Regions from separate parts of the Mus musculus genome. Here regions 1 and 3 are each linked to region 2. A link is a loop called in an ENCODE intact Hi-C map of the cell type or tissue named here. Cell type or tissue: heart. All regions are shown on one strand.

Evidence for each region. A loop is a pair of places that touch in the nucleus more often than their neighbours do. Peaks named below come from ENCODE experiments on the same cell type or tissue, not always from the same donor. Only the 100,000 strongest peaks of a DNase experiment are listed, where the experiment ranks them.
Region 1: a loop joins it to region 2, with 2.3 times the contacts of the local background. A loop is called at or near these places in 16 of 42 quality-filtered maps.
Region 3: it touches region 2 in a loop (2.5-fold over the local background); 3 of 42 quality-filtered maps call a loop at or near these places.

Annotation. Positions count from the first base shown.
Region 1 is chr7:127,339,335-127,347,334 of GRCm38, forward strand. It overlaps Zfp768 (zinc finger protein 768), which reads right to left and starts at 5,980. Exons shown (of 2, transcript NM_146202.1): 1 at 5,815-5,980; 2 at 3,461-5,541. The coding sequence starts at 5,902. The coding sequence ends at 3,923. In heart, a CTCF peak has its summit at 3,177; DNase peaks (open chromatin) are centred at 4,467, 6,337, 6,867, 7,557 and 1 weaker place; H3K4me3 peaks cover 4,381 bases; H3K27ac peaks cover 2,609 bases.
Region 2 is chr7:127,257,625-127,265,624 of GRCm38, forward strand. Dctpp1 (dCTP pyrophosphatase 1) reads right to left here and starts at 3,043. Exons shown (of 3, transcript NM_023203.1): 1 at 2,899-3,043; 2 at 1,734-1,844. The coding sequence starts at 2,999. In heart, a CTCF peak has its summit at 3,312 (motif pointing right); a DNase peak (open chromatin) is centred at 3,187; H3K4me3 peaks cover 2,632 bases; H3K27ac peaks cover 1,298 bases.
Region 3 is chr7:127,507,460-127,515,459 of GRCm38, forward strand. It overlaps Srcap (Snf2-related CREBBP activator protein), which reads left to right and starts at 4,524. Exons shown (of 34, transcript NM_001304266.1): 1 at 4,524-4,879; 2 at 6,706-6,781. 1700008J07Rik (RIKEN cDNA 1700008J07 gene) reads right to left here and starts at 5,410. Exons shown (of 1, transcript NR_024331.1): 1 at 2,979-5,410. In heart, a CTCF peak has its summit at 3,923 (motif pointing right); DNase peaks (open chromatin) are centred at 4,552, 4,872 and 5,422; H3K4me3 peaks cover 3,149 bases; H3K27ac peaks cover 2,625 bases.

The sequences.
Region 1 (8,000 bases), 82 kb after region 2:
TTATCTACCAGAGCAGACTGCTTGGACATGGGTTAAGCCAATAAAAGTCTTTATTAGCCGCCCGGTGACTACACTGGGAGTTTGGGATCCCAGGGTAGCCCAAGCCTTTCTCATGGTGGGCTTTTAGCATAAAAACATGGTCTGGGTTGACCAGAACAGTTAGCCAGAGGTGTAATTTAAGAAACAAAAACTCTGCCGGGCAGTGGTGGTGCACGCCTTTAATTCCAGCATTTGGGAGGCAGAGGCAGGTGGATTTCTGAGTTCGAGGCTAACCTGGTCTACAGAGTGAGTTCCAGGACAGCCAGGGCTATACAGAGAAACCCTGTCAAAAAAAAAAAAAAAAAAAGCCAAAACTCAAGGTTAGTGCATTCAGAGGCTCTCCTAGAACTCTGGACTTCAGTGGATTCGTTCCTTGTTTTAGTTTTGGCAGGTGGTGCTGTCCACATGCTGAGTTTTACAGCCTGAATGATACTTCCATCATGGAGTCAGTTGTGCTAAGGTCTGTGGCCTTGTTACAAAGCCCATGCCACATATATAATCCATATAAGTGATAGGCTAAAAGATAAAAATCTCAGAGCTGAAGAGATGTCTTGATGGTCAAGAACTCTTGTTGTACCAACTCATTAGGAAGAAACTTCTGGCCGAGAGACAAAAAGCACTGGACCCAGCTTTAGTTCTCAGCTTCATCTGCAATTCCAGCTCCAGAGGGGCCACGCCCTCTTCTCTCTGCTGGCTCCAGGGACATTCTTATTATACACACACTTACTGTGTGTGTGCGCGCAGGCAAAACACTCATACATATAAAAAAAATAAAATTTATAAAATCAAAAATTGACTCCAAGGAAGCCAGAGAGCTCTGCCTGAAACCCCAGCCCTTGAGAAGTAGAGGCAAGAGAGCTGCCATGAGTTCAAGGTTACCCTGGGTAAAGTCCAGGCTAACCTAGGCCTGTCTCAAAAACAAAGCAAAACGAAACAAACAACAATAAAAACCCAGAAAATAAAAATGCTTTGTTTTTGAGATGGTTTCTCTGTGTAGCCCTAGCTGTCCTGGAACTCATGAGATTCGTCTGCTAAAGGTGTATACCACTACCACTTATCAAAAAGATGCATTTTCTACCAGAACACATAGACAGTTAAATCTCTGTGAAGTTGAGGCCTGCCTGGTCTACATTGGGAATTCCAGGTTAAATAATACTAAATAGTGAGACTATATAAAAAATTAATTAAAAAATACATACTTGAGCCAGGCAGTGGTGGTGCACACCTTTAATCCCAGCACTTGGGAGGCAGAGGCAGGCAGATTTCTGAGTTCGAGGCCAGCCTGGTCTACACAGTGAGTTCAAGGCCAGCCTGGTCTACAGAGCTGCAGAACAGCCAGGGCTACATATTTCAAAAACCAAAACCAACCAACCAAATGAAATAAACAAAAGTATTTGAAGCTGCAGATGTCTCTCAGCACTAGAACAGTTGTCCAACAAACGCCACATCCCGCACTCAAGCTCCTGTACCGCAATAAATCCAAATATAAAATAAATAAATCCAAATATAAAATGATAGAGTTGAATGTTTAAAAGCCAAGCATAATGATGCATGCGTCAGAGGTAGGTGGATTTCTGTGAGTTTGAGGCCAGCCTGGTTTACACAGAGTGTACCAGCTCAGCTGGGGCTACACAGAAAGACCCTATCTCAAAATAAAATGAAATAAAATAAAATAAAATTGCCTGGTATGAAGTCTTTGATGTAGCTCCATTGGTAGAGTGCAGAAGTTGTAACTGCCAGTCTAAGCAGGTAAGCAGGGGACTAATGTAGTTAACGGGACTCCCCTGCCCTGGGGTTGATCCCAACCTTACATAAACTGGGCATGGTGCTGCACACTTGTGCTCCTAGCACTTAGACTTCAGCAGTAAGAGCTTGAGCTCCAGGCCAGGGTGAGTTATATAGTGACATACCGTTTCAAGGAGGAAGGAGGGGAGGAAGGGCAGGGGGAAGGAGGGAAAGAGAGGAGGCGGCAGCTGCAACAGAGGCCTGCTTGCATGAAGTTCATAAAGGCCCTTCAGTTACTGTAAGAGTTCACTAGAACAATAATGGTCTACTTTAACTTTGAAAACCAGGCAGATGGAATTGGACCATGTGGTTCCTTCCAGCGGTGCGGACCGTGACCGGCTGGGTGGAAACGGCCTTAGGAGCTTTGCTTTTATGAGTTTGAAGGCCCTAAGCATGGGAATGTCACCAGGTCCAAGGACCAAGGACACTCAAAATGTGCCGATGCGGCCAAGCGCTGAGGTGGAGCTAGGTAAATGGAGTGTGAAGGTCAAATCTGGTCTTAGACACACAGTGCCTAAACAGTCACTGCCCTCTGTGGCTGCCTGTGTCCACTTCTGTGAAACAGGAGCAAACTCTGATGCTTCAGCAGGCCCTCCCAGTAGGCACTGCCTCAAAATGTGCTCCCAAAAGATTCCCCATGGTGTGGCCTGCTCTCTTCTGCTAAGGTGACAAATGCCCATACTCTAGAATCCTCCATTCTCACCGATTATAAGTCTGCATCAGCCTGAGTCTGGAACTTGGATGGGAAAACGGGGTAGATGCAAGGTGGCCCCTTCAACTGATACACGGTACCAGGGAAAGCAGACCAACCATGCCCAGCTGGTCACACTGGCTGGTAAAGGGGCTGGAGAAGTGTTTCCATATTCTTGGTCAAACAAGTACCTGGCCTCCTCTTTGAGTGGAGCTGAAGTGCAGCTGCCTGCTCCAGTCTCAAGAGCCTAGACAGAAGATCTAGCCAGGTGGTGGTGGCGCACACCTTTAATCCCAGCACCTGGGAGGCAGGGGCAGGCGGATTTCTGAGTTCAAGGCCAGGCTGGTCTACAAAGTGAGTTCCAGGACAGCCAGGGCTACACAGAGAAACCCTGTCTCGAAAAACAAAAAAAAACAAAAACAAAAAAAAAATGGAGAGAGAGAGAGAGAGAGAGAAGAGAAGAGAAGAGGAGAGGAGAGGAGGGGAGGGGAGGGGAGGGGAGGGGAGGGGAGGGGAGGGGAGGGGAGAGGAGAGAAGAGATCAGATCTACTGATGATCTACTGGAGGTGCCTGGAAGTGCTAACTCAGGTACAGGGTGGGATTAAGCCAACACTCGATGGGGAGCAGTCACACCTAGGTATGAGCACCCCCATGTGGTTTTCTGACAGAAGCACAGACTTTTAGTTTAGGGAGAGCTGAGAAGTGTTTCACACCTCCTACAATCAGTCCCTTTGAGTCTGTGCAGCATGCAAAAGCACGTGAGCTTTGGTGCCCATGGGCAAATAAACCATTCTCTGAACTTCGAATGCGAAGATCTCACTAACCCACTGATCATAAAAGCACTTCTGGGGCAGTACCCTGGCAAGGCCTCAGCAGCTGCAGCTCTGACTGCTATCTCCCACTGCTCAGGGAACTGTCCACATACACATCTTAAGGACGAATCTCTTACCACATAAAAGGTTTATTGAACTCACAGGGCTCCAAAACCTGAGGAAGACAAGGCAGTTTACTCTGAGATCCAGACCCTACCCTTGGGCCTCACTCCCCACTGCCTACCCTTTGCCCTCTTCCTGGTTTCACAAGGGTCTCAGCAGCTACCAATCTAAGCTACCCTACTCTAACTGACACTCCCTTGCCCTCCCCCCTCCCCATCTAGTACTTTGCCAGAACAGGGCCTCCCAGATAAAGAGCTCACTGCTGCTGAGGCAGACTTGCTCCTGGTGCCTGTCTGGCCTCCCTCCAACCCCTCCATAGCCCAACTCTCATACTTCTTGAGGGCATGTGACTTCCTGCACCCTGACCCATCTTCTAGAATATTTCGTCCTTCTATTCTCCACCAGCTTTTCCTCTATCCATAAATTCCTTGACCCCATCTCTTCTGCACACCACCTCCCCACCCGTGACTGGTTAACGGCGGCCGGCTGCGTGGGTCCGCTGGTGGCGGATGAGGTCGGAGCTCTGCGAGAAGGCCTTTCCACAGTCATCACACTTATAAGGTCGCTCCCCACTATGCACGCGATGGTGCTGTAGCAGCGTGGAGGAGCGACAGAAGCCCTTGCCACACACAGCGCAGCGGTACGGCCTCTCGCCTGTGTGGGAACGCTGGTGCTGAATGAGTGTAGAGGAGCGGTTGAAGGTCTTGCCACAATCGGGGCAGCTGTACGTGCGGCCTGGCAGGTGGGTGCGGGCATGGATGGCCAGAACTGAGCTCTGGCCGAAGCGCTTGCCGCACTCTGGGCACTTGAAGGGCTTTTCACGGGCGTGGCTGCGGGCGTGGGGGATAAGTGCTGACCGTTGGGAGAAGCTTTTGCCACAGATGCCACAGCTGAAAGGCCGTTGCCCAGTGTGCACCCTTTGGTGACTGCGCAGGGACGAGTTCTGGCTATAGCACTTGCCACACTCGGGGCAGCTGTAGGGCCTCTCGTGGCTGTGGGTGCGCTGGTGTCGCAGGAGGTAGGAGCTGTCGCCAAAGGCCTTCCCACAGTGTGGACATTTGTAGGGCTTCTGGCCAGAGTGGGTACGCTGGTGGCGGAGTAGGTAAGAGCTATCAGCGAAGGCCTTGCCGCACCTGGGACACTTGTAGGGCCGCTCGCCTGTATGCGTGCGCTGGTGTTTGATGAGGTCAGAGCTCTGGGAAAAGGCCTTGCTGCAAACCTCACATTTGTAAGGCTTCTCGCCGGTATGGATGCGCTGGTGCTGGATCAGGGTCGAGCCTCGTCCAAAGCTCTTCCCGCAGATGCCACAGATGTTAGGTCGAGGGCCTTGCCCACCCCTGGCCCGGCCACCCCTACGGCCTGGCCCACGCAGGGTTCCTGTCAGATTCAGTGGATTCTGGAGCATCTCAAACTGGGGTGCAGCCAGCAGAGCCCCCGAAGGCATGTCAAATGGAGGCAGCGCTCCTGTGGGCTGCTCCCCAAACCCTTGAGTAAAGGAATCCAGGGGGTGGACTCCTAGGGAGATGCTCAAGGGATTCTTTTCCTCGGGGCTCAGAGGCATCTCTGCACCTTCCTGGAATTTGGAACTTTGAGTTTCAAACTCAGGGCTATGGGTTTTGAACTCAGAATTCTGAACGCCATCTCCAGAGTTCTGCGGTTCATACCCGGGGCTCTGAGATTCATACCCTGGACTTTGAGATTCAAATTCGGGGCTCTTTGAACCGTACCCAGGGCTTTTGGGTTCATACCTAGGACTCCCAGGTTCACAGCCAGGGCTCCTGGGATGGCAGCCAGGGCTTCGGGGCTCATACTTAGGACTCTGGGATTCAAACTCCGGGCTCTGAGGATCTGATTCAGGACTTCTGGGTGCAAACTCAGGGCTTGGGGGCACAAACCCAGGGCTTCGGGATTCAAACCCTGGGCTTTCAGGCTCAAACCTGGGGCTCTGGGATTCAAATTCTGGGCTTTGTGGCTCAAACTCTGGGCTTTGGGGTTCAAGCCCAAAAGGTATTTCTTCAACTTCATAGTCCCCATTGCCTTCTCGCTGAGAAATTTCCCCTTCTTCATTCTCACTTGTGTTGCCTGCAGGATCTGAGAATTACAGAAAATCCAGATTGAATGGGGGTCTGGAAGGTCATTGGGTCCATTAATTGTCCCAAAATTCTCTTCCCACTCCCCAAGCAGGGTCATTGGCCCCTACAAGTGAGGTGACAAAATGTACCACCTCCCCTCTAAAGACCCGGGGCACTCAGTCTCCACCCTCCACCCCACTTCCAAGTGTTTAAGATTCCGGCCTTATTTCCCTCCCGCAGGCCACAGCCCAGTTTTCTGGCACACTCCTAAGAGGCGCGGTCCTTCCCTCACCTTTGAGAGACCCTTCGGGGCTGCCCACTGCGTTGGGACTGTGCACATCCCGGGACTCCAGGCCCCACGACGACGCCTCCCGCTCCATCCCTGCCAGTTCCCAGTGCGGCGGCGGTGGCGATGGCGGACGATCCTACGACCCAGTTCGAGTGCCTGGAGCCCCGAGCCCTCGCCACCCGCGCGTTCAGAGCCTCCGAGGAGACCGGGCGGCCTGGCTTCGGCCGCGAAGGCCGGACGTCTTGACCCTGGGCCTCTCCGGCCCCGCCCCTGTCCGCTGCCCCGCCCCCCTCCCAAGGTCCCCGATTGTCTCGTGGCCCTCACCGGCCCCCGCGCGTCGTGGCCTCGGAGGTGAGGGGCGAGGCGACTCCTCCGGCCGTCCCCCAGCCACAACTCCCAGCCCGAGACCCTCTAGTCTCGGCCCCTAGCCCCGGCCGGGCTACTGCGCCCCTGCCCCCTCCCCCCGCACAGGAAGTGTCCGTCCCTGGCCAGTTCCCCCCGCTGGCTCGCGCCGCGGCCTCTCTAGGAGCGGCTGGAGGTGGAAACTCGTTGGCATTAACCCTGGACTGGATCTCCCGGGCCTCGGGGGGTGGGGGCGACCCGACGCCCCGGAGCCGGCGGGAAGGGCAACAGCAGTTTGTGTGTCTGTATCGCGGGTCTCGGCCTAACCGGGGACCTGTCTGCAGGTTTCTCCGACCATGTGCTGGCTACTGAGTGTGGCCAAGGGCGAAGCGGCAAGTGAGACCAAGGTCAGCGAGAAGGAGCGACGCTTCCCGGCGCCAGCGGGGGAGGCGGCTAGCTCCTCGCCTCAGCCTCGGGGCACTCGGACTGGCACCGGGAACGCGGACGGACGCCCGTTTGACCGCACAACCAGGCTCTGGAGCCCAGAGCCTGCTAGCCCGCCGAGCTACGACAGTGACACCCGCGCCCACTCCCCCCTCCCTCGCCCTCCCCTCCCCCTCCGCGATGCGGGCTCGTTGCCAGAGAAACAGCTCCGCCTCCGCGCCGCGAGGCACCGCCCACTCCTCCCAGGATTGGTTGTTGGGGCCGGCTGTCTCTGCTTCACCGTGGTCCCGGGGTCACCGTGGGTCCGGGCCGTGTAGAGCAGAGGGCGTTCAGGCCATTCTAACAGGATGCCCGGAATGCCTGCGGGAGTGAGAGAGGGAGGCGCCGGGCGTCTCCTCGCGAGCTCGGCCTGCGCTTTGTAAACTTTCCCCTGAGCCGTTTGTCCTGTATTAGGAAGAATGGAAGCCTAGGGCTCTTAGGGTAGACACCCTTCCTCCTCTGCTTTTCTCCCTTCTCGTTTCTTCTGCTCTCAGGTTTTACAGGTGCTGAGGGGCCACTCCAGAGATACTAACATAGGACGACCTTTAATTTCTTCCCTTTCCAAATCTTGTGTTTGATTCCTCGTTTCTTGATTTTCTCACAAGCGTGCGGGACAGTTCGGAGAGTGACACTGAAGAGTTCCAGAAGGGAAGGGGGAGGGGGAAGGGGAGAGAAGAGAAGAGAAGAGAAGAGAAGAAAAGAGAGGAGAAAAGAGAGAAGAGAAGAAGAGAAGAGAAGAGAAGAGAAGAGAAGAGAAGAGAAGAGAAGAGAAGAGAAGAGAAGAGAAAGAAGAGAAGAGAAAGAAGGAAGGTGGGCCAAACAGGCCCTTTTATAGCAAGCCAGACCTACCTGGCTGTTGCTAGGTAACTGTTGGGCGGAGCGTAGAAGGAATACCTGCAGATAGCCCTGGCCCCGCCCAGTCTGCGGGCCCTGTTCAGCCTTTCTCCCTGTCTCCCTGTGCTCTGCACTCTTCCAGATGGCTTTGGCTGTTCTCTCTCTCCTATCGACAATTAGAAATAAGATAAAGACTTTCCCCTAACTCTCGCATGGAACAGTCGTGTCGTCAGTATCATCTAATCTAATCTAATCTAATCTAATCATTTTCTACTCTTCTACTGAAGCAAGTTTGGTAGTCTTGACAGCTAACGAGCCAATTCGCTGCGCTCAGCTTCCTGCATACTATAATCAAGGGTTTTCACAGCCAGCAAGTTTGAAGATTCTGAAGACTCTGCTAAGCCTTTTGGGTGTCAGATGTCCAGATCTAGTAGTGATGTGTCTGTCCAGGAATGGTCTCTCTTTACCTCAGACTGGCCTTGACTTCTCTATGAACTGAGGATCCTCTTGTCCCCGTCTCCAGAGGACTG
Region 2 (8,000 bases):
TGACTCTACCTAAGCTATGGGAGTAACCAAGAGAACACTTGCTGAGACACTCCGAGGTCCAAGTCTATTTTTCACTGGCCCTAGCTGCTGTCACTCCAAACCAAACCCCAGACCCGAGTCATTGCGGGCATTCACCTTCCTGTTACCTCCCCCACCCATCCCTCTCCTACACAAAGCCTGATCACCTCCCCTGTTTGTGGTCACTGTTCCTTCTACTATGAGTAACACCCCCGCCCCAATCCTCCTAGATTTCCCGTTCTTAATACTTAGGTTTCAACTCAGAGGTTCCCATCTCAGAAACTTACTTTCTCATCTCCTTGTGTTATTCTCCCCTTCCAATCCCAAGACAGGCTCTTACATAACTCAGGTTTCAGAGTCTCTATGTGGCCAAGGATGAACATGTAATCCCCCAGCCTCTGCCTCTCAAGCCCTGGGGTCACATCACATACCACCACATTTGACTTAATTTCCCCTTAATCCTTGTCACAGTTCTAGACCACTTAAAATTGTGCTATCAGTCTCCTTCCACCAGGAATGGAGGCAGTCTGGTCCAAGGTCCCATCCTGCTTCCAGATGACCTGGAACACAACCGATGCTGATCCATCTGTAAACAGGCGATGGACCACCCTCAGATGCATCTTGTATGCCCTCTACCCTTCATCCCACAACGACCGCCCATATTTAGGTCCACACCAGCCTGTTCACTAGCCTGCTCTAATCCATTCTCTCAGGCGTCCAATCTGCCCCGCAGGCCCAGATATCTTTCTGCTTCTCAGGTTAGATGTGGCTTTCTGTCTGAACTCTTTTATCACCTAACTCCAGTCTTATCAACCTGGATTTGCCTCTTGCCCTACCTTCCACAGTTCCATCTTCTACATCATGCCTATGATGGGCCAGATACTTAGGGCATACAGAGAACAAAAACAGATACAAAAATCCTCCCTCTTTCTTGGGAAAGATAATTCTGAATTCTCCCAGATTTTAACTTGCCCCTTCTCTCACTATTAAAAAAAAAAACAAACCAGATTTATTTATTCTGCAGACATATGTAAGCACGTGTTTGCATGTATACTATGCATATGCAGGAACCTTTAAGGCTAGAAAAGAGTGTCAGATCCCCTGAAACTGGAGTTATGGGACGTTGTGACCTGGCACAGGGGTGCTGGGAACTGACTCAGCTCTTCTGCAAGAGCAGGAAGTGCTCATCAGCACTGAGACATCTCAGCAGCCCCTGCACTACCTTTGTAAAGGAAGTTCTCTGTCTGGCAGGCCACCCTTTTAAATTCCTTATTTCAGCCTTACACAGAGGTAAAATGCCGGTGACAACTGTTCACCACCCCCGTCCCCATATACCTTCTTTTTTCCTTTGAGACAGGGTCTCTCTGTGTACCCCTGGCTGTCATAAAACTCATGCTGTAAAGCAGGCTGGCCTCAAAGTTACATATTCACCTGCCTGCCTTCTGAATACTGGATTAAAAACGTGCACCACCACAGCCCTGCTGACAACTGTTCTTCTTAGACCTAGGTCTGCCTCACTGTTTCTACATTTCACTCTCCCTGGAAACTGTCCCCAGCACCCACCAGGGCTGGGACTCGTCTGTCATCTCTGTATCCCTAGCAGCAGCACAGAATACAGCAGTAAGGAAAATAAAACCAACCACAGTTTTTGAGGCTAAAATACATTGTTTCCCCAACCCCAAACAGCCTCTTCCAGGAAGACTCCATCTACTCACAAGAGTTCTGCCAGCTCGCCCACTTCTCCCACCAAGGCTAGCAGCAGGTTCCGAGGCTGGTGGAACTGCTCCCAGTCCCGCTCAGCTGCAAACTCTGCATGGAGGCGTCGGCTGGAATAAAGTAAAGGGGTGGAGGTTCAAGTCTCAGGGTTAGAGGACAAGACGCAGGTGCCTGGCATACATCTAGAAAGGGCATGGGACTCTGAATCCTACAGTCAAACATCTTGGATGTCCTTATGTTACTAACTTTTAACAAGACTTTTTAAAAAAGATTTATTTACCTATTTTATGTTTGTGAGTACACTGACACTCTTCTCAGACACGCCAGAAGAGGGCATCAGATCCCATTACAGATGGTTGTGAGCCACCATGTATGTGGTTGCTGGGAACTGAACTCATGAACTCAGGACCTCTGGAAGAGCAGTCAGTGCTCTTTAACCACTGAGCCATCTCTCCAGCCCTAACAAGCCTTTCATTGGGGTTGGGGGTGGTGTTCAAGACAGGGTTTCTCTGTGTAGCCCTGGCTGTTCTGGAACTCACTCTGTAGACCAGGCTGGCCTCAAACTCAGAAATCCACCTGCCTCTGCCTCCCAAATGCTGGGACTAAAGGTGTTCGCCACCACTGCCCGGCTAAGACTTTCTTATCATCTGGAAATGAACGTGCCCCTGTACAGATTTTAACCTCAAGCCAAATTAAGCAACACCCTTTATTATTCCATTTTCCTACTGCTACTTCTTCCGGTACTCCACCTTAACGCCCCTATCTCCACACATCTAGGTCTAACTAACTCACAGGATGCAGTTTTGAGACACTGCCCACTGGGGCCTTCCTTGACATTCTGCAAGAAAAAAGAATTCTACACTTCAGCTTCCCCTGTCCAACTACCCATCTCTCCTGGGGTGCAGAGGTTCTAACAGACCTCTGTTATCTCTCCAAGGTTGTATTAAAGGTTGGTACTTAACATGCCCGGGGGCGTCACCCAATTTCCCCGGCCTCAGGTGTGCACTGTGCACATAATGTTTATTTAGCTAGGTTCTCCAGAGGTCAGCCAGGAGGACCCGGATGGCCTCGGACGTGTTGTTCTTCTGGACCACGTGGAGGGACCCTCCTCATTACCACAAAAAGGTTAGTTTCTCCATCCGAGGACGGACAAGGACTGCTTACATGTCCTCAAGCGTGGGCTCCGGACTGAATCTGAACGGGCGGGCAGCAGCAGAGTCTTCTTGTCCCACAGTACCGCGCTCACCGTCACCAGCCGTGGACATTCCGCCCACTAGTCCAACCCGCGCGGGAGCGGACCCCGCGCCGCGCTCGGAGCCGCCTCCAGAGTTCTGACCAATCACGGCTTCTCAGTGCGTTCCCGGGGCGGAGCCGGAGGAGGACCCAGTCATATACGTGAATTTTAGCTACGGCCCGCCCCTTCTCCGGCCTGAACCAATCTGAAGGGAGTTTCAAGTGTATTTTCTCCTTCTGTGCCCTCGAGTTCTTCCGCCCAGGCGAAACTTCTTAAAGGGACAGGTACAAATTCAATCTGGGAAAGACAGTAGAACAGAAAGCCTAATGCGACGTGACTTGCTTAATGGGCGCCAGATGGCGCCAAAGTGAAATGGCAGGCGCGGAGGAGGCGGGTCCACTGAGAGCAAAAACCCTACAAGTGAAGGACCCAGCATGTGCGTGGTCATTTCACGTGGACGGCCTTCACACAATTTGAAAGAGATTGATGAGAAAAACTGCATACTTCCAGAGAGGGGGAGGACCCAGTCTTTGTAACCCATTTCAGCGTCCTACACCAGTGGATTCCAATGATTGCAAGCAATCCTACAGGGAGAGGAAGGCATACCTCCTCTTCGCGTTTACGTGACACTGACATTTGTAGCAGGTAGATAGGGTATGACCTCTTTCCCATGGGTCACTATCACAGCCTTACACAATGCACAAGAGGACACCAAGCTCGTTTACACTGGCTAGGTTTTGAAGCCTGTTTTCTTTTAAAAGACTTGTTTTTATTCTCTCTCTCTCTCTCTCTCTCAATCTCTCTCTCTCCCTCTCTCTCTCTCTCTCCATATTTACATGTATGTCTTTGGACCCCTTGTGTGCCCGTGCCCAGGACAGCCAGAAGAAGATGTCGGATCCAGGATTAGAACTGTGGTTCTCTGCAAGAGCAACAAGTGGTCTTATCCTTAGAGCCATCTTTCCAGACCCGTAAGATTTTTTTTTCTCCTTAAGAACCTTAAGAATTACAAAGAAAATTATGTATATGCGTGTGTCCAGGTATGTGCATTGGGTGTGTGCACATGAGTTGTTAGCAAAGGTCAGAGATGTAGAATCCCCTGGAACTAGAGTTATCAGTGGTTATGAAGTACCAAACCCTGATCCCTCTATAAGAGGAGCAAAGTTGTTTGTGATAGGCTTTCACTGTATAGTCTTGGCTATCCTGGAACTCACTCTGTAGACCAGGCTGGCCTCAAACTCACAGAGCTCCACCTGCCTCTGTCTCCTGAGTGCTAGGATTAACGTGTGTGCCACCATCACCAGGCAGGTAACAAAGGTTTTCAACTGCTCAGCTATCAGCACTGCACACCCTTTCTCAATTTTTTGTTTGTTTGTTTGTTTCGAGACAGGGTTTCTCTGTGTAGCCCTGGCTGTCCTGGAACTCACTCTGTAGACCAGGCTGGCCTCAAACTCAGAAATCCACCTGCCTCTGCCTCACAAGTGCTGGGATTAAAGGCATGAGCCACCTCCGTCCAGCTTCCCTTTTTCATTTTTAAAGGTTCCAGGATGGAACCCAGAGACTTGAGCATGATAGGCAAGTTCTGTACCCAGCCCATGGAGCTATCCAATCTCTTCAGAATTTTCAATCTGAAAAATCACAGAGTCAGTCATTGACCATGACAGGAATGGAGTTACCCAAGAAGAGGGGTTGTTTTGTTGGTTCGGTTGGTTTGAGTTTTTGAGGCAGTCTATCACCTTATAACCCTGGAACTCATTACGTAGCTTAGGGTACTGTCAAACTCATGCCAATCCCCCTGCATCGCCTTCTAAGCACTGAAATTATAGACATGAGGCATGGACGGGTGCCAGCTGTTTGTGTGTAACCCAGCTGTACAGCTGTTTGTTTTTGTACCTCAGTCATAGTCACTCTGTCTGTTCTCCGCTTTAGAAAGGGCTTGCATTCTTGTAGAAATGAAAGAAAAAAAGAAAGTGGAAGAAAGAGTCAGATTCTAGACACTAAGATCAGAGAGGAGGCTGGGTGTAGCTTAGTGGTAGAGGTTTGCATGCAAGGGAGCATTGGCTCAAACTCTAGCACCAAATTCATAAATAAAACCCAATGGTGTAGTGATTTCCTGCTAAGTACAGATAGATTCCTCTGGCAAGCTAGTGCATTTATCTAAAGAGACAGACATGAAGGCCATCACAGTTTTCTTTGTGATATCGGCAGAAGCGAGGGCAGTTCAGAGGCGCCGGTGTGTTACAGGCTGCTTACACAATGGACATTGTCAGCAGTTCACACGGAGTACAAGCAGCAGACACAATTCTGAACTGGTTTAAACAAGGCAAGGGGATCTGAAGCAAGTGTGGTGCATGCTTGTAACCCTTATCATCTGGGAGGCTGAGACAGGAGGATCAGAAGTTCAAGGTGAGTTTCAGCTGTACTGAGAAAACTTAAGGCCAGCCTGGGCTACTTGAGACCCTGTCTCAGCAACACAAACCAAAAAAGGAGACCACTTTACTAAGTAAATGCAATTTGTTTCAGGGGCACAGGAATGACTGCTGGGTAAGATGAGCCTGGGGAATGGACTGGGTTGTGGCAGCCAGACTCAGCACCTCACATATCTAACCGTGGCAACCTTTAGGAGTAGGTAATGTTATGGTCATGCCCACTTTACAGAGAAGGAAACTGAGAAAGTAAGGCACTTAAACAACTGTTAAGTTAGTAGTGCCAGACTTCAGACAGTTTGGTTTTGAAGGCTGTGTTATACCTGCGCAGTGAGGAAGCATGGCAGTGGAGGGCCTGCTTAGGCCTTGGACTTGATCCTCCACACTGCCTCCCAACCAAAACTAAAAACACTGTGAAAAGATTGGGCTGGGCATGGCGGGCCCCGCCTTTAGTCCCAGCACTTAAGAGGTAGAGGCAGGTGAGTATTCTTTAATTTGAGGCTAACCTGGTCTAAATAGTGAGTTCAGACTAGTTATGTAATAACTTGTCTAAAAAGGAAAGGTTGGGGCCAGAGAGATGGCTCAGCAGTTAAGAGAACTGACTGTTCTTCCAGGGGTCCTGCGCTCAATTCCCAGCACTCACATGGTGACTCACAACCATCAGTAATGGGATCTGATGCCCTCTTCTGGTGTCTGAAGACAGTGTACTCAAATACATAAAAAAAGAAAAAAAAAAAAAAAAAAGGAAAGGTGATTGGTTAGTTGGGTTAGCAGGGTATGAGATTGGTTAGTTGGGTTAGCAGGGTATGATAACCGCAACAGGCCCCCAGACCTTAGCACAGCTGATGCCTTGGTGGAAGCATCATTCAGGCTGAAGAACTCATCAGGTAGAAAGTACCGCCTGCCAAACTGAAACCACTCCATAGTTCAGGGAAAGTCTCTAAATGTACTAACCCTTCTCTCTCCTCTCTCCTCCTCTCTCCTCCTCCTCTCCTCTCCCCCCCTCCTTCTCTCCTTCTCCCCTCCTCTCCCCTCTCCCCTCTCCCCTCTCCCCTCTCCCCTCTCCCCTCTCCCCTCTCCCCTCTCCCCTCTCTTTTCTCCTCTCTCCTCTCTCTCTTTCTCTCTCTCTCTCTTTGGTTTTTCAAGACAGGGTTTCTCTGTGTAGCCCTGGCTGTCCTGGAACTCACTCTGTAGACCAGGCTGGCCTCGAACTCAGAGATCTGCTTGCCTCTGCTTCCCTGAATGCTGGGATTAAAGGCGTGCGATACCACTACCCAGACCCCAAAAAAAAAAAAAAAAAAATCAGGGGGCTGGAGAGATGGCTCAGCAGTTAAGAGCACTGACTGCTCTTCTAAAGGTCCTGAGTTCAATTCCCAGCAACCACATGAAATAAATCTTTTTTTTTTTTTTTTAAATCAGAGTTTTGTTTGCATGTCTGTGTATCACTCACGTGCCTGGTGCCCACCTGGGTTCCATGGGATGATCAAGTGATACTGATGGATGGGTTTAGGCTTCTCAGCAGGAGGGGTCAGTTCTGAATGAACAGTAGCAGCTTTGCAGAGGCACTTTTTACCGATTCTTACACAAACGGCAGTTTAGCAAGGCAATTCCTGCATACCAAAATATCTTATCAGACCTAGGAGTTGTCTTAAGGAACCATTACCTAAGCAAACGCAGTCATTTTAAGAATCGCAGATTTTCCAGGAGTGTCTTATGACTGAAGTTCTGAAATTCCCAAGTAAGAGCAACCCTATACATTCCAGAAAACAATCACTGATATTTACAAGAGATCACTTCAAGGCTAAGTGGCCATCACTTCAGAGTAAACCCCAGGTGCAATGGCTTTTCAATGCTGCATCCACAGAGGCCAGCAAAGGGCATCAGATCCCCTGGAACTGGAGTTACAGGCAGTTGTGAGCTGCCACATGGGTGCTGAGAAGTGAACTCAGGTCCTCTGGAAGAGCAGCCAGTGATCTTACTCATTAAGCCAGTCTTTTTTTATTTCCAGGTGACACTGTTCCCTCTCATCTGCAGCCATCACGTGTGTGTCCTGCCTGTCCCCAAGGCAGACTTGGGTGCTGCCTTATTGCCAACCTTTGACTCTGCCGAAGTTAAGTAGAGGACCCACACAGAGGAGCCACTTTTCTTTCCTTTTCTACTGTCAAATGCAGTCTAGAAAAGGAATCAGTGCCGGGCGTGGTAGCACACGCCTTTAATCCCAGCACTAGGGAGGCAGAGGCAGGCAGATTTCTGAGTTCGAGACCAGCCTGGTCTACAGAGTGAGTTCCAGGACAGCCAGGACACACAGAGAAACCCTGTCTTGAAAAACCAAAAAAAAAAAAAAAAAAAAAAAAGGAACCAATAAGAGCTTTTAAGGGGCTGGAGAGAGGGCTCAGTGAAGAGCGCTTGTGGCTCGTGCAGAGGGCCTGTGTTTGGTTTCTAGAACCTACATGATTGATGGCTCACAACTGCTCCAAGGGATCTGACAGCCTCTTCTGACAGGCATCGGCCCCAGGTACACACGTGGTACACACACATGCATGCAGGCAAAATACTCATACACATAAAACAAAATAAATGGGGCGGGGGAGACAGAGAGAAAGACAGAG
Region 3 (8,000 bases), 250 kb after region 2:
CAAGATTACAGGTTTGCCTCAACACTACCTCACACACCTGGCTTGTCCTTTTTTCTATTGTGTTGGCTTCAAATTTTTCATCCTCCTTCAATCTCTAGAGTGCTGGGATTACAGACACCTGCCATCACACCAAGCTTTTCCCTACTTCAGAGCTAGGCTTTGAATGAACAGGAGTGCTTTCAGTGATGCAGATACATGTAGATACCTTTAACAACAACAACAACCAAACAAACAAACCTGGGCCTATTGTAATCAGCCAAGGACGTTTAGAATGTTAAGAGGAGAGAGACTGTCCGAGTGTGTAATGACTTGGTCCTCTGCATGCATGTGAACACAGGTGCAAGTGCACTCACATGTCTACCCAGCGACACAGGAACATGGACATACATACACATATAGACACCCCACATACACAGAGAGAGAGACAGAGCATTTTAAAAGGAAGCAGATAAATATCTTTTTTACTTTTGAGAAAAGAATTTCCCAATATGAATAGTTAGATGTAAAATAGTTAACTAAGGATAAAACTCAGAGCACTGGCCCAACCTGGTATAAGCCCTGGGTGAAATCCAACATTGAAAAAAAACCAATTATGAAGCTATATTAATAATACTGAATGTCGGCAGAGGCAGGCGGATTTCTGAGTTCAAGGCCAGCCTGGTCTACAGAGTGAGTTCCAGGACAGCCAGGATTACACAGAGAAACCCTGTCTCGGAAAAAAAAAAAAAAAAAAAAGAAAAAAAAAACCAAAAACAATAATACTGAATGTCATTAGAGGCATTACATATATAATGAGGATATATTACAGATATATTTAGACAAAGATATATGCTCATGTTTTTTCTGTTTTTCTCTTTTATGTATGTTTTGCCTGCCTATATATGTTTGTGCACCACATAAATACCTTGTGCCCAAAGAAGGCCAGAAGAGGGCATCAGATCCTCTGACACTGGAGCTATAGGCAGGTGTGTGAACTGTTATGTGGGTGCTGGCAACAGAACTGGGGTCCTCTGGAGAGACAGTAGCTTCTCTTAACCATTAAGCTCCCTTCTCCAGCCCCATATACGTTGTCTTTGTACAGGACTATCCTCTAGGGCAAACTATCACCATCTTTGTCAATTAGCTGTGCTACTTGCAAAAGTCTATCAAGGGCTGGTGAGATGGCTCAGTGGGTTAGAGCACCCGACTGCTCTTCCGAAGGTCCAGAGTTCAAATCCCAGCAACCACATGGTGGCTCACAACCATCCGTAACAAGATCTGACTCCTTCTTCTGGAGTGTCTGAAGACAGCTACAGCGTACTTACATATAATAAATAAATAAATCTTTAAAAAAAAAAAAAAAAAAAAAAAAAAAAAAAAAAGAAAATAAAGATTTAAAAAAAAAAAGTCTATCAAAGCTGGCTTGTGGACTACTGTGCCACCACCCCTGGCATCTTTTGCTGTTGGTTTTGAGTGGGACTATAACCCAGGTTGGCCTCAAACTCGCTGGGCTGCTCAGATAACTCTTAACTCCTGATCCTCAAAGCTTTACCTCCCATTTGCTGGGATTACAGGTGTGTAATCTTAGCCAGCTCTGGTCTGAAACTATATAGCCCAGGCTGGTCTTGAACTTCTAAGTACTAGAATTACAGATACAGAATCACAACTTTCAGGGTTTAAGTTTAGGCTGTCCTCAAACTTGTAATGTGGGTAAGAATAGCCCTGAACTGCTGGTTCTCCTGTATCCACTTCCCTGGTACTAGGATTATCATTTCCAGTTGAAGCAAACACACTACCAACTCAACTACATGCAACCCCCTCCGTTTTTGTTTTTCTGAGACAGGGTCTCACCATATACACCTGACTGGCTGGGAATTCACTATGTGGACCCAAGTGGCCTCATGAGATCATCTTGCCTCAGTCTTCAAGTACTGGACTATAGGCATGCATTTCCAAAGCAAGTTTTATGTAGTGCTGACAGCCAGCCTATGGCTTTGTGCATGCACTAGAAGCACACTACCAACTGGGCTAGTTATTTTTCTTTTTAGCAGAATTTCATATAGTCCATGCTGGTCTCAAGACTCACTAGATAACCCTGAACTTAGTATCTTCCTGCCACCTCCTCCAGAATGATGCTGTATGCCACATTATAGCTCTATGCTAGCACATCTGTTTAAAATGACACTAAGAATTGAACCCAAGGTTTCACAAATGTTAGGGAAACACTCTACCAACTGAAATAGAGACCGTTATTCTCCTTCTACTTTTTGAGTTTCAGGCATCAAATTCACATCAGGCTTAGTGGCAAATCTCTGCCTGTGCAATGTGTGCAGTGCAGAGGCAAGATGTTTGCCAGCTGCCTTGTTGGTCCCAGAAACTAAAGTCAGGTCCTCTAGCCTGAGCCAGCCAGTACTTTTTTTTTTTTTTTTTTTTTTTTCCGAGACAGGGTTTCTCTGTATAGCTCTGGCTATCCTGGAACTCACTTTGTAGACCAGGCTGGCCTCGAACTCAGAAATCCACCTGCCTCTGCCTACCAAGTACTGGGATTAAAGGTGTGCACCACTACGCCTGGCTCAGCCAGTACTCTTAACTGCTGAGTCATCTTTCTTCCACTACCTTCTTTCTTTCTTTTGGTGGGGTGAGGAGGGGACATACAGGGACAAGTGGAGGGGTGGGGACGGGACATAAAAAGATAGGGTCTCACTATGTAAACCAGCCTGGACTTGAATTCAGAGATTTTCCCTGCTAATGCCTGCTGGGTGCAGGAATGAGAGGTGCCACCACATCTGGCCCCATCACTATCTTTATTAATCTTTCTAGATATTATAAGTCTGAAAAGGCAAAATGTAAAACAATTATAAATTGCCAAAGTGTAAGCAAAAGTGTGAAACAATTCATACTATGGTATCATTTAGATATAGGGGACTCAACACTGATTACTTCTGGGTAGAATTCTCTAGGCAGGGTACTGGGAACATTTAGGAATTTTTTTTTTTTTTGCAGATAATCCTTTTACTGATAATTCATACTACATTTATTTTTACAAAAGCAAATATTTATTACCTCTGTAATTTTAGAATTTATTTTTATAAGTGTTTGCCTGAATGTATGTCTATGTATTAGAAGGTTTCAATTCCCTTAAGACTAAAGTTAGAAACTGTTAAAAGCTTCCATGTGGGTGCTGAGAATCAAACCCTGTGTTCTCTAGAAGAGCAGCCAGTGCTCTTAACCACTTAAAACATCTCTCCAGCTCTGCCTCTGTAAATTATTTAAACACACACACACACCTTTAAAGTACTAAAGTGAAAAAAAGCAACACATAGTTACTATAAGATTATATGCATATCCTTTTTTTTAGACAGGATAATCTTGAACTTTAGAATATTAGTGTGTGTGTGCTCTGTGTGGTTGTTTGTATTGACTTATGCAACAGCACAGGTTGGCCTCAACCAGTAAATTGGGATTGTGCATTTATGCTACCATACCTAGCTGTAAAGAATCTTTCTTCCAGTCTCTATTCAACTTCCATTTCCCCTCAATAGCTTCTCCTCTGTCCATCGCTGATTTATTTTTATCCTGTTTTCTTAATTATTAGTTATGTTTTGGGGCAGGGTCTTGTTATGTAACCAATGGCTCAAAATCTTCCTTGGAACCGTTGTAGATAATAAATGCATCCTTAAAATCGGAAGGGAGTATCAGATTCTCTAAGAGATTTTTTCCCCCCTAGACACAGGAATTTTTCTCTGTAGCTTTGGTTGTCCTAGAGCTAGCTTCATAGACCAGGATGGCTCTGAAGTCAGAGATTCGTCAGCCTCTATTGGGATTAAAAGCCATGAGCCACCACCACCCAGCCTTTTTTTCCTTAAGGATTTTTATTTGACTTGAATGGGAGTTTTACTTGCGTGTATGTCTGTGCACCGTGTTTGTGTATTGCTCTCTGAGGCCAGAAGAGGGTGTCGGATTCCTTGGAACTGGAATAACTGTTAGGAGCTTCTTTAGTGTGGAGATAGAATGTCCTCTCAAAGTGGAAGCAGCCAATATTCTTAATCACTGAGCTATGTTCTCAACCTCTCAAAATAGTTCTTAAATGTAAAAGACTGCAAACCTATGGTACTTGTATTTGAGAGTTCTTGGGAAAACCGGTGTTACAAAGTCAACCGCAGCTGGTAGTGGTGGTGCATACGTTCATTCCAGGCAGACGCAGGAGCAACTTTGTAAGTTTAAGGTTAGCTTGATCTACATAGCGAGTCCATGTCAGCCAAGGCTACATTGTTAGACCTCACCTTTCAAAAACAAAAAGTAACTGCTGTAGGAATCAGTAGGTCTAAGCTCTTCTACTCATTTGTTTCATTTCACTGGGTGATATGTAAGAACAAAAACTCCGAAATCCAAAGGGTGGTCCCAGTGGGCAGCTGCAATGCAGCACGAGTTTCAGACCTATTGAAGCGTGCTGGGCCAGCATGGAGCCTCGGAGCGAACTACAACTCCCACCTTGCTTTGCGCCGCACAGTCCTACGCTAGCACGCGAGCCTACCCGCCCCTTCAGCCTCCAGTTACTGTGTATCGCGAGAAGACGGGCCGCTCTGGCGGTAGCGATAACGAGCCTTGGTGGTGGTGGTAGTGGTGGTGCTAGTGGCGGTGGCGGCCGAGACGGCGGCGGCCATTTTGGTGAGGCCTCGGGAGCAGCGGAGGCGGCGGCGGGGTCGCTGGGAGTAGCGTCTCCTTTTTCTTCAACTCACCAAGCACCTCTTCGCGGCGTGACTGGAAGCGGTGGGAGCATCGGGGTGGCTCGTGTTACGGCCCTTAGGGGAATTTAAAGTGGTGAAGGCGGCGACCAAGAGGGGGCCCTCCCCCCTCCTCGGCGGGAGGGGGGGTGGTGAGCACGCCCCCGAGGACGCAGGTAAGGAGAGGGAGACAAGATGGCGGAGGCCCCACACTTTCCCCTCCCCTGACGGGTGCCTGCGCGCGCATCTGCGAGCGCCGCTTCCCACCTTCCCGGGGTGCTGCGCGCGCACCGCCCGGCGGGGCCCCGGGGCTGGCGAGCGAGGTTGCCTGCGCGCGCTCCCGGAGCCGGGGGTGGGGGGGAGGGCGTCGGGCCGAGCGGCACCTGGTGTCAGAGCGGCGCCTCGCCCCCCTCCTGCCCTTCTGCGCACGCGTGCGCGAACGAGCAGCCCTCGAGAGGACGGACCCAGGTGCGCTTCTGCCCGCCCACCAACCTGCCTCCCCTCGGGGGCGCGGACGAGGGAAAGGGGTGCACGGGACGAGTAGTCCGGGCGCGCGCCCACCATAAGCCATTTAGGAGCCCGAGACTTGGCGCACGAACCCTTCCTTCCCGAGCTCTTTGCGGTCTGTGGATGTGGGGGCGCCGACGGACGCGGACATCTGAGTCCTGTGACCCGGTCTATGGGATCGGGTTCTGGCGGGAATCCCCCCCTCCTCCCCTCCCCAATCTGGCCGTGCGCGCCGCCGGCTCACCCCGCCTCCGGGCCGCGCACGCGCCGGCGCCTCCCCCAGCCGGTCGAGCACGTTGGGTGGGGTGGGCGACCGCGAGGGGGCGGGGCCGCCGTCTGAGGAGTCAAAACTTGGCAGAGGTCAAGGGTCATGCTGGGTCAGTCCACTGCGGGGGGGGTGGGGGGGTATTGGGAGGTCATAAAGAAGGCTGGAGTCCATAGTTGGGGCCTCATGGTTTTGGATTACCTCCAATCCTTGGAATTTCTGAAGGGTGAATCAAGGCAGCACAACACCTAGATAAGGAATTAACTAGGCAAATGCTTCCGGATCTTGAATACTTTATTAACCCTGCTTGTTTCCGGCTGTTAGGGCTCCTTGGCGCCTTCCTCACTTAAGTCTGCTTATAAAGCTCTTTCTTGCCGGGCGGTTGGTGGCGCACGCCTTTAGTCCCAGCACTTGGGAGGCAGAGGCAGGCAGATTTCTGAGTTTGAGGACAGCCTGGTCTACAAAGTGAGTTCCAGGACAGCCAGGGCTACACAGAGAAACCCTGTCTCCAAAAACGAAAAGCGTTTTCTTTAAAGTTCTTTGGCCGTTCCACCTCGCTCTTTCTGTATTCAAATAGCCCTCCTTTACTTTATAACTATTTGCTTTTTGTTTTGGGGAACTCCGCCCTCATTTCTGTTAAGTCCTCATTGAAAAGACAAGGAAGCTGTCAGGCATCCAGGAGGCGTTGTTAACTTCTAGATGAGAAGTTTCTGTCCTTCAGTTGTCTGTCAGAGCTTTAAGTACTTTTAGCTTTTAAAACGTTTTGTTGTCTTCTTCTCTGCTCTTACCCAGCCAGAATGTACAACCCTGTGAGATTCTCCGTACAAAACACTTTGTGCTTTGTTGCCACAACATGTATATACACCACATCCATGCTTGGTGTCCAGACAGGCCAGAAGAATAATCTGGGCCACTGGAGCTGGAGCTATTGTGAGCTGCTATATAGGTGCTTGGGACAAAACCCAGGACCTCTGCAGGAGCAATGAATACTCTTAAATCCCTGAAGCATTTCTCCACCCCCACCCCCAAGGCTGAGCCTTGCCCAATTTACTACAGCCTTGCCTAGTTTACTGTATGACTTTCTGAAGCATGAGCTTTCCCTGTTACTGTTCTGTGAAGTGACTTCGGATGTATTTTAAAGTCCAATAAAGCTGGTGTACGTAACCTTAGATGAGTATGGATTGACACATGTGGGTCGTGTCCTCACTGCTGCTGCTTCTCCTGTTTTAGGTGTGATTTCCTTCAGTACAGCACGGCACCGTGGAAGTGCAGACTCTCACAGGGGGTGTGGTCTCTGCTCACACAGGTGAGCTCACCTTCAGATAAAATTTTGTGTGCTGATGTTAATGGGAGAAACTGTATGACATGATGAGAGAATAGGTTGTGAATGATTACTGCATGTGTTTTCTATGTAGGGTTTGGTGATAGTACAACCAAACTGAGGCTGAATAAGGGAAGGTGTTACCCAGGCACTACTAGGGAGAGCACTAAGAGTATTAGGTTTTTCTATGTTTTTTTTTTTTGTTGTTGTTGTTTAGTTTGGTTTTGCTTATTTGTTTTGTTTTCATTTTTTTCTCTCTCTTTTTTTTTTTTTTTTGTTGTTGTCATTGTTTTCTCGAGACAGAGTTTCTCTTTGTAACCCTTTGTGTTCTAAAATTTGACTTGTAGATCAGGCTGGCCTTGAACTCAGAGATTTCTGTCTCTGCCTCCCAGTGCTAAGAAGAAAGACCTATACCACCATCCTGGCTTCTTCAATGTTCTGAAACATGGCAATGTGGATTTAAGTTCTCCTACTATTATCTTTTCTTCCTTCTTTTCTTTCTTTTCTTTTTAAAGACAATCTCACATAATTTAACTGGCCTCAATCTGTATAGCTGAGAATACTCTTAAGTAGTTGTGATCCTCTTGCCTCCAGTGTACCACCGTGACACTCAATTCTATGTGGTTCAGGCATGAAGTCTCAGACTCTGAGGGTACTGGTCAGCTATCCTACCAGATCAGCTCTGTCTTCAGCTCTGTGTTTCTCCCTTCTCTCTCTTTTCCTTTTTAAGGGGGTGGGGGTCTAAGTCTCTAGCTCAAGCCAACTTTGAATTCATAGCAGTCATTCTGCCTTGGCTTGCCCTAAGTGCTGGGATAATAGGTATGAACCACCACAGCTGACATTTCTCTTTCTTTTTCTTTTTTCTTCTTTTTTTCTTTTTCTTTTTCTTTTCTTTTCTTTTCTTTTCTTTCTTTCTTTATTTCTTTTTTTTTTTTTTTTTTGAGATAGGGCTTCTATTGTAGCCCAGGCTGTCCTGGAACTCTTTCTGGAGACCAGGCTAGCCTCAAACTAACAGAGATCCACTTACCTCTGTCTCCTGAGTGCTGAGGTTAAAGGCATGTACCATGAATGCTTAGCATATTTATTCTTTTGAAATGAGATCTTACTTTGTGTTTGAGGCTGGTCTCTAATGCCTATGTTAAAACAATCATCTCCAATGTCCCAAATAGCTGTGAATATTGGCATATACAGATATCAAGATATG